Linked DNA regions of Homo sapiens: region 2 is linked to region 1. Evidence: read pairs that join two places in POLR2A ChIA-PET (ENCODE). Cell type or tissue: K562. All regions are shown on one strand. Links, peaks and the distances in the headings refer to the core of each region. The heading gives the core; the rest is flanking DNA. Region 1 overlaps CR1 (complement C3b/C4b receptor 1 (Knops blood group)). Region 2 overlaps SRGAP2 (SLIT-ROBO Rho GTPase activating protein 2).

Region 1 (5,384 bases), core at 80-5,079:
CCAACTCATTTCATCAAATCTAAGTTTGATATCATAAGATGATATCTGTGTAAAAGTGATCATATATTAGTCCACAAAAACCCCTAAATACATTTTAAAGTATAGCAGTAGTACATAGTATACTGTGTTGCTATAAACTAGAACAAAATTTCTTCAACCCAAATCCCAAAACACTTGAAATTAAAACTGAGTGAATTTAATTGGATAAATTTAGAAATGAATGAATTAAAATTAAAAATAAAAATTTTTCAGGCTCTGCTTCTACTAATAGTAATCTCAACAGTTCAAATAAAATATTGCTCCAACCATCCACCCTCAAGAAAGGCTAGAAATACTGGAGAATTAAAAATATTTATCTGTTAAAGCATCAGAAAGCTAACAAACTAGTGAAGCATTCCTGGGCCATGATCTAGGAGAAGATGAGAATCCAGTTGAGAGCTGGGTATTTGGGCTTGGCAACTGGGCTGCTTATTGTTTGGGAATGGGCAGCTGAATCAGGACGGGGCAACTGAGAGGCTGAACAGACTTTTGATTTTCTCATGAAGTTAAGGGACAACAATGGAAGTCCAGGGCCTGCCCCAAATGGAAGGCCTGGTAATACCTTCTGATGTGTTCTGAGGCCACAAGAACTAGGCCCTGGTAATCAGGGTTAACTGAAAATAAATTTGCTGTCTCAGAGACTGGAACTAGTACTTCAAGTACTGGTACTGTGGGTGGCCCTGGAAAATCACAGTTCCTGAGACTGAATTAGAGTGGTCCTAGATTGCTAATGTCCCCAGATGCCTGCAGAAACAATGACAAAAATTCCATCTGGAAGAAGATGGGTTATCTAAGGCCTTGAAATTATTTCTACAGACACAGTTTTCAAATAGAATTCCTGATACACAATCAAAGATAACCAGATATTTGGAGAGATAAAATAACACACACAATTACTGATGACAGAAACTGACCCATTAGAACTACAGACCTGTTCAAGGGTATAATTGAAACTTGTAAGAACTAGAAACTATTAAAAAGAACAGGGTGGGATGTGGTGGCTCACGCCTGTAATTCTAACGCTATGGGAGGCTGAGGAGAGTGGATCGTTTGAGCTCAGGAGTTTGAGACCAGCCTGGGCAACATGGCGAAACCCTGTCTCGACAAAAAAAAAAAAGTATATATACATATATATATATATATATATTATCCAGATGTGTAGGTGTGGTGGTGCACACCTGCATTCCCAGCTACTCAGGTGGCTGAGGTGGGAGAATTGCTTGAGCCTGTGAAGGTTGAGGCTGCAGTGAGCTATGATTATGCTACTGTGCTCCAACCTGGGCAACAAAGTGAGACCCTGTCTCAAAAAAAAAAAAAAAAAAAAAAAAAAGGAAGAGGGCAGATTTGGAAAATAAAAAGTCTAGAATTGTAAAAGTAAAATATGATTGCTGAAATTAAGAATTTGTGTGAGATTAATAGCAGGTTAGACTCTGAAAGAAAATCAATGAACCGGAAGCTAGGACAGAAGAAAATACTCAAAACCAAGCACCAATATATAAAAAGATTAAAAAATACAGACTAAATACATAGAAGAATAAAGCCTAGCATGTTTAACTGAAGTCCCTCGATGAGAAGAGAGAGAGAACTGAGCATAAACAACATTTGAAGAATTAATAACTGAGAATTTTCCAAGACTGATGCAAGACATCATTAAATTACAGGTTCAAAAGGCTATACAGGCCTGGCACGGTGGCTCATGCCTGTAATCCCAGCAGTTTGGGAGGCCGAGGTGGGCAGATCACCTCTTGTCAGGAGTTTGAGACCAGCCTGGTCAACATGGTGAAAACCCATCTCTACTAAAAGGGTAAAAATTAGCCAGGCATGGAGGCACAGGCCTGTAATTGCAGCTACTTGGAAGGCTGAAGTGGGAGGATAACTTGAACCCCGGAGGCGGAGGTTGCAGTGAGCCGAGATATCCCACCACTGCACTCCAGCCCAGGTGATAAGAGTGAAATTCTGTCAAAAAAAAAAAAAAAAAAAAAAAAACAACCAAAAAAAAAAAAATGTGCAAACCCAAGCAATACAAAGAAATTCTTACCTAGACACAACACAATAATATTGTAAAAAATCTGTTTTAAAGTGTAATCCATTTTAAAAGCAGCCAGGAAACATGGACAATAACCTTCAGAGGAACCACACTTAGAAAAATGTTTAAAGAATTTGTTGTCAGAAGCTCTACAATACAAAAATGCCAAAGAGACTTTTTCAGGCTGAAGGAAAATAGTTTCATATAGAATTGACAGAATTGCAATAAGAAGGAAACACACCAGAAAGAGCTCATATGCGGGTATGTTTTCATTTAGGATCTTTATGATAGAGAAAACCTCTTCAGTCATTACAAGAAACACAAGATGGCAGTAAAGATTTTATTACGGGCTGGGGGTATGGCACGCCTGAAGATCACACAGAGGTTGGTCAGCGCGAGGAGACAGACAGAGAGAAGGGGACCCATCAGCCAATGCCTTTATTGGGGACCAGAGTATGACCCAGCATCTTGCATCTACAAGCCAAGGTATCTCCCATGGGGAGTTCTAATTGGTGAGTTTAAAGAAAGCAGGCACATGTTCCAGGCAGTCGTGCTGCGACTGAGAGGTGGTCACGGCAGCATATCTGCGAAGTCCATGCAGGGCACAGAGGTCAGGGACGCTAGTCAAGTAGGTTTTATCTAGCTGTCCCATAGAGAGGTGGTCACCAGGAGGCAGTTGTATAAGGCAGATATCTGGCTCGACCACGTTGCAAAATTGGGAGGAGGTACAGAACTAGAAAGGGCATTAAGGGTGACTAAGCCCTGCTTCTGGCATGAGAAAGCTAAACATATTCTAAATGGATGCTGAGGCAACATAAAAATTCTAAGAATTCACTAAGGTGTAAATATAAATAAATACTGTTTTTATAAAGACAACAGTGTCTTTGAAATATAGAATATATGTAAATCGTTAAATCAAGTTTAGCCTAAAGCCTTACGTAGTTTAAGCTCAGCCTAAAGGTTTCTCTGTAAACTGCAAACTATAACAAGTGAAGATGTAAACAGACCGCAGACTACTCTTACGCCAATCACCGAGTTTTGGCCAATCAAATGTGGCCAACTGTTTGAACTGTTTTCAAATAAGGCAAACGCTGAGCTATAACCAATCGGCTGTTTCTGTACCTCACTTCTGTTTTCTGTACGTCAGTTTCCTTTTTCTGTCGGTAAATCCTCTTCCCCCATTGCAGCTGGGCTGGAGTCTCTGCGCTTACTTTGGCTCGGGAGGCTGCCTGATTTGCGAATCGTTCATTGCTCAATTAAACTCTTTTAAATTTAATTCAGCTGAAGCTTTTCTTTTTGCAAAACGTATGGCAACAATACAAAAAGAGGGGGAGGACATAAATGGAATTAACTATTAATAGTTTCGGTACTTGCGTTGTTTGGAGAGTGGTAAAAGTACAATTTTAGCAGACTATAGTAAATCAAGGATGTCTATCTCTAGAGTAGTCATTTAAGAATAAAAAATGGAATATAACTTAAAAGCTACTGGGGAAATAGAATAATAAAAATACTTGATGAATTAAAAAATGTGAGAAATGAGGAATAAAGGAACAAACACATGAAACAAATACCAAGACTTAGACTTTATATCAGTAACTATATTAAATTTATTTATTTTTAATTTTTATTATTAAATTTTAATGTTCCAAACACACCAATGAACAACTAAGACTGAATAAAACAACAAAACCTTACTATATGATGTTTATAAGAGACAAGCTTTAAATATAAGACAAAGAAGGGCTGAAAGTAAAAGATTTAAAACACATATAATATAAAAACAATAAAGAAAGCTTATATAGCTGTATTAATATGCAAAGTAGATTTTAAGGTAAGAAGTATTATGAGAGGTAAAGAGAGACATTTCATTATGATAAAATAGTCAATTCAGCAGAAAGAATAAACCAAAAATTTCATGCATTTAATAACATGTTTAAAATACATAAAGTAAAAATTGCTAGAACAAAGAGGAAAGACAGACAAATTCATAGTTGTAGTTGGGGATTGTAATGGGTTGAATAACCACTGTCCTCCTTAAAAAATATCTGTGTCCTGATCTCTGAAACCTGTGAATATGACCCAGTTTGGAGAGTCTTTGTAGATACAATCACGTTAATGATCTCGAGCTGTGACCATTCTGGATTGCCAGGGTGGCCTCTAAATCCATGTCCAGTGTCTTTATAGGAGACAGAAGAGCAAAGGACACACACAGAGGAGAAGGCGATGAGAAGATGGAGACAGAGAAGGAAATGATGCATCTACAAGCCAAGGAACATCAACGATTGCCAGCAGCCACTGGAAGGAAGCCTGGAGAGAGGCACAGAACAGCTTGCAGATGGAACCAATCCTATTGACATCTTAACTGGATTTCTGGCCTCCAAACTGTTAAGAGAGTAAATTTCTCTTCTTTGAAGCCACTAAGTTTGTGGTAATTTGTTACAGCAGCCCTGGGAAACTAATACAGATATTTTACACATGCTTCTCCATAACTGAGAGAACAAGTGGAGGGGGAAAAAAAGACTGTTCTAAACCACATTTTCCTAAATGACATTTCTAGAAAATGAAGCAAAATAACTGTACATTCAAGTGCATATGTAACATTTTACCAAAATCGTCCATATTCTGGGCAATAAACCATGTCTCAAATGATTAAATTAATGAAAGAATGATAACTAGAAGATCTCTAAATATTTAGAAATTAAGCAATGCCCTTCTAAACAGCCTATGGGTCAGAGGAGATATTAAAAGTGAAATTAGAAAGCTTTTATGTACAATGATAATAAAAATATAAAGATTGTTGGAAATAAATAAAACAGTTTTAGAGAAAAATTGATAGGTTAAATGTACATATTAGAAAAATAAAGGTTGGAAACAAATTAATTAGTATCAAGAATTTAGGACTGGAGGAATACACAAAGCTTAAAGCAGAAATCAATAAAAGAGAAAATAGTCATAAACTAAAGAAAAAACAAGAAAGTTAAAAGTTGTTTTTCTGAAAAGCTTAGTAAAATTGATAAAGCCCCGGTAAAACTAATCAAGGAAAAAGAAGCAAAAGAAATTACCAATATCAGAAATTAATGAGTGTAAGGGTATCACTACAGAACTTACAGGCATCCAAAGGCTAATATGAGACTATAATAAACAGCATTATGCTGATAACCTAGGAAATCTAAATAAAATGAGTAAATTCCTTGAAAAATATAACTTACCCAAACTAATTCAATAAGATATAAAATAATAGTTTTACAGCTATTAAAGATATTAAATCCTGACAACAACAACAACAAACCCTCAGGTCCAGATTGCTTCACTGCTGAAT
Region 2 (5,384 bases), core at 118-5,117, 1.1 Mb after region 1:
AAACAATCAAACAAAATCTGCCAACTTAAAGCGAGATTGTCTGGTCTAGCTAATTAGGTGCTGTGAGTTACTGATATGTTAGCACAAATGTAGGAAGTGTCAAGCCTCTTTTGTGGTCTTGGAAAAGGATGCCATGGGCAGTTCTGGAACAATCTGCACCAATGAAACCAAACCCCTAGTATGCAAGAGGATAAATGACTAGAAAGGAGAGGGACAAGTCAAAAAGACTATGGCCACTCCAACTAGTTAAATCAATGACATTGCCACCATATTAAACATACTATGACTAAATGATACATTCCAAATGCAGGCATGAAGTCAGAGGTGTCTGTCCTGCACACAGTGGCGCTCAATAAATGCCTGTGGGATGGACTATATTTTCAGGCCAGACCAGCCTGGCCCCGCTTGGGCCCTTACCTGTTTCCTCACAGTTGAGCTGCGCCTGTGACCAATCCCGCCGAATCAGATTGGACCAATCCAGCAACAAGGGAGAAAAAGAGAAAATTGGGACGAATGAGATAAACAATCACTCTTAAACCCAGAAGTAAAGTTTTTAATAATTAAAAAAAATCTGTGTGGTAGCCAATGAAACATGTGACATTACTCAGTTCAGTCCCAGAAATGGCTAAGAAACTTGATAAATTACTTCCACAATAAAGCCTACGAAAGCTCTTTTTTTTCACAAAAGCACAGACGTCCCTGCTTTTAATGTCTACCACTACTCAAAATTAGAATAGGAGAGGACTGGTTCAATTTTTAGTAAAATATTTTTGGGCTAGACAATAAGAAGATTTTTTTGCCTGCTAGGAGACACTGGGAAACACCAAAGGATGCTTTTTGTTTTGTTTCTCTAGGAAATCCTTAAAGATCGCTATCTTTACAGGGAACAATTTTTCTGGGTTTAGAGTGTAGAACATCTAGTTTGGAAACAACCTTGAGAATCCTCTAGGTCAATGTTTTCCAATCTGTGTTTAGCCTCAGAAGCCTCTTCTCAAAGGGAATCTGACTCAGAGGCATAACACCCAAACCAAGGAGGCCAGGGCTGTCCTGCTCTGAGTGAAGGATGGGACCAGAGCCTGGTTGCTGGTCATCGCTCTGCCCCTGCCACCAGGCCACTCCTGAGGAACCCCTTTGGAATCCTACGACACCTTGAATCTAGTGGAGTGCTCTGGTCTTCTATAAGAGGAAACCAGAGTTCAGAGAGGGGAAAAGAGCGGCCTAAGGTCTCACAGCAAAATAACTCAGCACCGGGAAATTCAACTCAGCTCTTTTCAGTCCTACAGAGCCTTCCACAGACTCAGGAGCTCAGGTGAACTTACAGTAAGACTCTAACACCAAAAAGATGTGTTCCAGAGAATCCCATTATCCTGGTTCCCTCCAGTCATCAAGACTGGTATATTAATGGGATCTTTATTGTAATTCACAATGACAAAACAATGAAAGCCAAATGAAGCTATCTCTAAATAATGAACCTATAATTGTAAATGGCCTCATAATTATTATGTGTTTTGGCAGATATAAGTGGTTGATATAATGGGCTAACCCAGGGTCTCTAAGGAGTCCAACCCATTAAAGCCCCTTCTCTAGTTAAATCAGCACATTTCTAGGCATCTGAGAACTGCTGGATGAATGAATACCTTGCTCTCCGACAGCTCACAAATTTTCTCATAGCAGCACCATGACTGAGAGGGAAAATATTTGGCTGGGGTGGAGGAGGAAGGGGAAGGTGGGGAAAGATTGGGAGGGGTGCATACTTGTACATCAGGCAAATATTTCTACCAATACTCTTTGGCGAGCCAATGCAATGTAATATTTCATTATCCAGCAACAGTCACTACTAATTAGGGGCTGCCTTCTTTTCTGGGCATTAAAAAAAAAAAAAAATCAAATGCCATCTCCTGATCTTCTTTCTCTGGGTCAGAGACTCCCCAGAGCCCCTATGTTGAAGTCTAGCAGCTAAGGTTAGGTTACCAGAATCCTCTACAGTTGAATGTTTATGTTACTTGCAATTCAGTGGCGTTAGGGGGTCTCTGGGACAATTTCAGCAAATGATAACCCCTTTTACTCAGTTCTGCTTAGCTCCTTCTCAAAGTCCCAGAAAACCCCATTTCTATCTGAGATCAGATGGGGTCAGTAAGGCAAAGGGAAGTAAACAAACCCCGCCCCAGGCCATTGCTTTGTAAAGTCATTCAATGCCTTTACAACTCAACTCCTTGGCTCTCTCCCAGAGTAAGATTGCTCTACCCACCAAGCCTCTATCACTTCCCAGGCCTGTCCCAGGCCACACTCACCTGGCTAGACTGCAATCTGTCCGCTGACCTGTTGGAAACACAAAGGCAAAAAGCATTATGTTAAAGGAGAAGAGGTGAAGGAGGGAGACCCACTCCTAGTAACTACCATGCCTATCTCCCCTAGACAGCCACAGTATAACAGTGTGTGGCAAAAGAGAGGAGAGAGAGAGAGAGACAGAGAGAGACAGAGACAGAGAGAAAGAAAAGAAAGCACCAAGACCCTCTTTCTGGGCAAAAACTGTTTCTGATGCTGATTCCCAGTCCAGGTCAGTCCCCCTAAACCTTAGGGCCAATTCTGCTTCCCAATGGGAACATAGAGATGGAGGTAGTGGAACAATAGCAGCACAGATCATACTTAATAGAATAAATTATTAGAAGCCCTCCCAGAGATGAAATTCAGCTTCTCTTATGTTGGATGTGTGTGTGGTGGGGTGGAAGGCCAAGTTTACTTGCTCCTGAGTATACACACACACACACACACACACACACACACACACACACACACACACACAGAGAGAGTTGGAGGCTGAGAGAACAAGAGGAGTTGTTTGCGGGAGAGAACAGAGAAGATATGGATATTCTAGCTTTAGATTCATAGTAAATTCTCCTGTTAGGTTTGACTGAGGTGGCAAGGGAGATGGGAGATACAATGTTGATACTGCTAGCAAATCATGGTTCTCAATCTAACAGTGGGCCTTAGGAGTTTAATGGGTCATTGCTAGCTTTTAAAAAAATGAAACTGAAAATCTTCAAGTTCATGAGAAGTATTCTCATGTTTTAAAAAAATATATATGCATGTCTACATGGGAAATGATGTAATATATATTGCTTTCTTTAGGACCACAGTTAATGAAGCTCAATCTGTTTTAGATCTGCATTATTTAAACCAGGGGCAAACCCTAGCAGGTGCTGAGCTGGGGGAAGTAAAAATCAGCTCCCACACTCCTCCCTATCCAAGCTCTTGCAAAGGCAACTCCAAGGGCTGGCGGAGGGAGGGCAGGGCATTTTCTTGCCTTTAAAGGTTGGTAATTGTTGCTTACAGTTCAGCTCATCTTGAGCAACGCCATCCCCTACCCCTAACTGTCTCTCGTTACCAAAGGCTCAGCTCTTATGTGCAAAAATATTATTCTGAGCCATTATTTTCTACATCTGTTCCATTTCCATTCTGGAATATTCATACACATCAATTATCCCTCTACGGCAAGAACAAGGGGCTCCTGCATCATGGTGACAAAAACATTCAGAAGGCAGGGACGTGATGACTTGCACACAGAAAGATTTATAGCTTTTTTTTTTCTTTATTGCTAGAACTTGTCATCTTTAGATTAAGACAATTTGCAGCACTAATGATCAGCCTTCATCCCTCCATAGTAGCACATTTGGTGCATAAATGTGTGAGTAAACCCATTCACTCACACACACAAATGTGAGCGCATATGAATGCATTTGTATGGCCCCAAGGCCCTGCTCTCTGTCTTACTTATGGACTATGCTTAGACTGTCTTGATTCTCCATGGAGTGATGTGATAACCCAAGAGTAAAGATTTTCTATAAGCAAAGTTTGGCCCTCAATGCCCAAACTTGTTTAGTCTGAGTCCTTTCGGTGGTGAGGAAGAAGAATAGAAATTATCTAACCAGCTTTCTTCACATAAAAGAAAATGTCTTAAAAGCCATAAGATTGTGCTGGGCCCGGTGGCTCACACCTGTAATCCCAGCACTTTGGGAGGCCGAGGCCGGCAGATCACCTGAGGTCAGGAGTTTGAGACCAGCCTGGCCCAGATGGTGAAACCTCGTCCCTACTAAGAATACAAAAAAATTAGCCAGGCATGGTGGTGGGCACCTGTAATCCCAGCTATTCAGGAGGCTGAGGTGGTAGAATTGCTTTAACCTGGGAGGTGGAGTTTGCAATAAGCCAAGATCACACCACTGCACTCCAGCCTGGGTGACAGAGCAAGACTCCATCTCAAAAAAAAAAAAAAAAAAAAAGTCATAAGATCAGCCAGGCATGGTGGCTCACGCTTGTAATCCCAGCACTTTGGGAAGCTGAGGTGGGTGGATCACCTGAGGTCAGGAGATTGAGACCAGCCTGGCCAACATGGCAAAACCCCATCTCAACTGAAAATACAAAACTTACCCAGGCGTGGTGGCACGTGCCTGTAATCCCAGTTACTGGGGAGGCTGAGGTGGGAGAATCCCTTTAATCTAGGAGGTGGAGTTGGCAGTGAGCCGAGATGGCACCACTCCACTCCAGCCTGGGTGACATAGCAAGACTCCATCTCAAAAAAAAAAAAAAAAAAGAAGTCATTAGATAAAAGATTAGAGAAAAAAATTAATCATCTGGGAAATCATCCAAGGCAGGAAAAGGACAGGGCAAAAAAGGTGGGTAGGAGGTTCTGGTATAATAAGAAGTGAGGCTCCAATTCCTGGGGCCAATGAGCCAAGGAGTATTGCACACTTTCCTAAACTTTGCAGTTTGTCTAAAGAGTGCTCAAGAATTTATTTTAAAATGTCAGATCTCTGTGTAAGTACAGGCTTGCCTGTAACTGATGTTAGCACATATTCCCTGCAGCTTCTCCCTTCCACTCCCTCCTATCTTTAAGTGAGGAGATTAGATTAGTGGGGCAGGGAGGGGGGGGCGGCATTCAGAGGCATCCCCAACCTGGGAATCCCATTAATCATAGGATGCTGAGAGTTGGGCAGGAAATCTGGGCAGGGTGCCAAAAAACCCTGGGGAAGCTTCTCTTTCAACCTCCACCTTCTGTTTGACAGTTGAGGAGAGAAAGTCCAGAGTGCCGGTCCAGTTCTCTGCCTTGCTACTTTCCAGGGTCTGGTTAAAATCATTCTATGAGACAAGACAGTCCATTCAGCACCAAGGCCTCAGCATAGCCACACGAGAGAGGGCTGCCACTTAAACAGCATTAGGAGCTTTCAAAGCAGAAGGAAACTGATGCTCTTTCTGGAAGCTATAGAAAGCAGCAGTCTGTCCATCCCTCCTGCATTTGAGGATTCTCTCCTCTCAGAGCAGCTGCGTATCTCATCTCACAGCTCCCTACCTTCTTGCTCCAGTCTCAGTGCTGCCTCAGAGGAGCTAGG

Evidence for each region. Peaks named below come from ENCODE experiments on the same cell type or tissue, not always from the same donor. Only the 100,000 strongest peaks of a DNase experiment are listed, where the experiment ranks them.
Region 2: POLR2A ChIA-PET joins it to region 1 with 8 read pairs; 1 of 35 experiments calls an interaction of 5 or more read pairs at or near these places.

The regions. Positions count from the first base shown.
Region 1 is chr1:207,517,610-207,522,993 of GRCh38, reverse strand. All of the region lies in intron 4 of CR1 (complement C3b/C4b receptor 1 (Knops blood group)), which reads right to left. Among named protein-coding and RNA genes, the nearest start is that of CR1, 24 kb to the right of the region's middle. In K562, for the core only: a CTCF peak has its summit at 2,415 (motif pointing right); DNase peaks (open chromatin) are centred at 2,652 and 3,153; H3K4me3 peaks cover 1,214 bases.
Region 2 is chr1:206,416,308-206,421,691 of GRCh38, reverse strand. It overlaps SRGAP2 (SLIT-ROBO Rho GTPase activating protein 2), which reads right to left. Exons shown (of 23, transcript NM_015326.5): 12 at 2,292-2,319; 13 at 418-442. Among named protein-coding and RNA genes, the nearest start is that of IKBKE, 51 kb to the left of the region's middle. In K562, for the core only: no CTCF peak of the experiment used is centred there; a DNase peak (open chromatin) is centred at 2,201.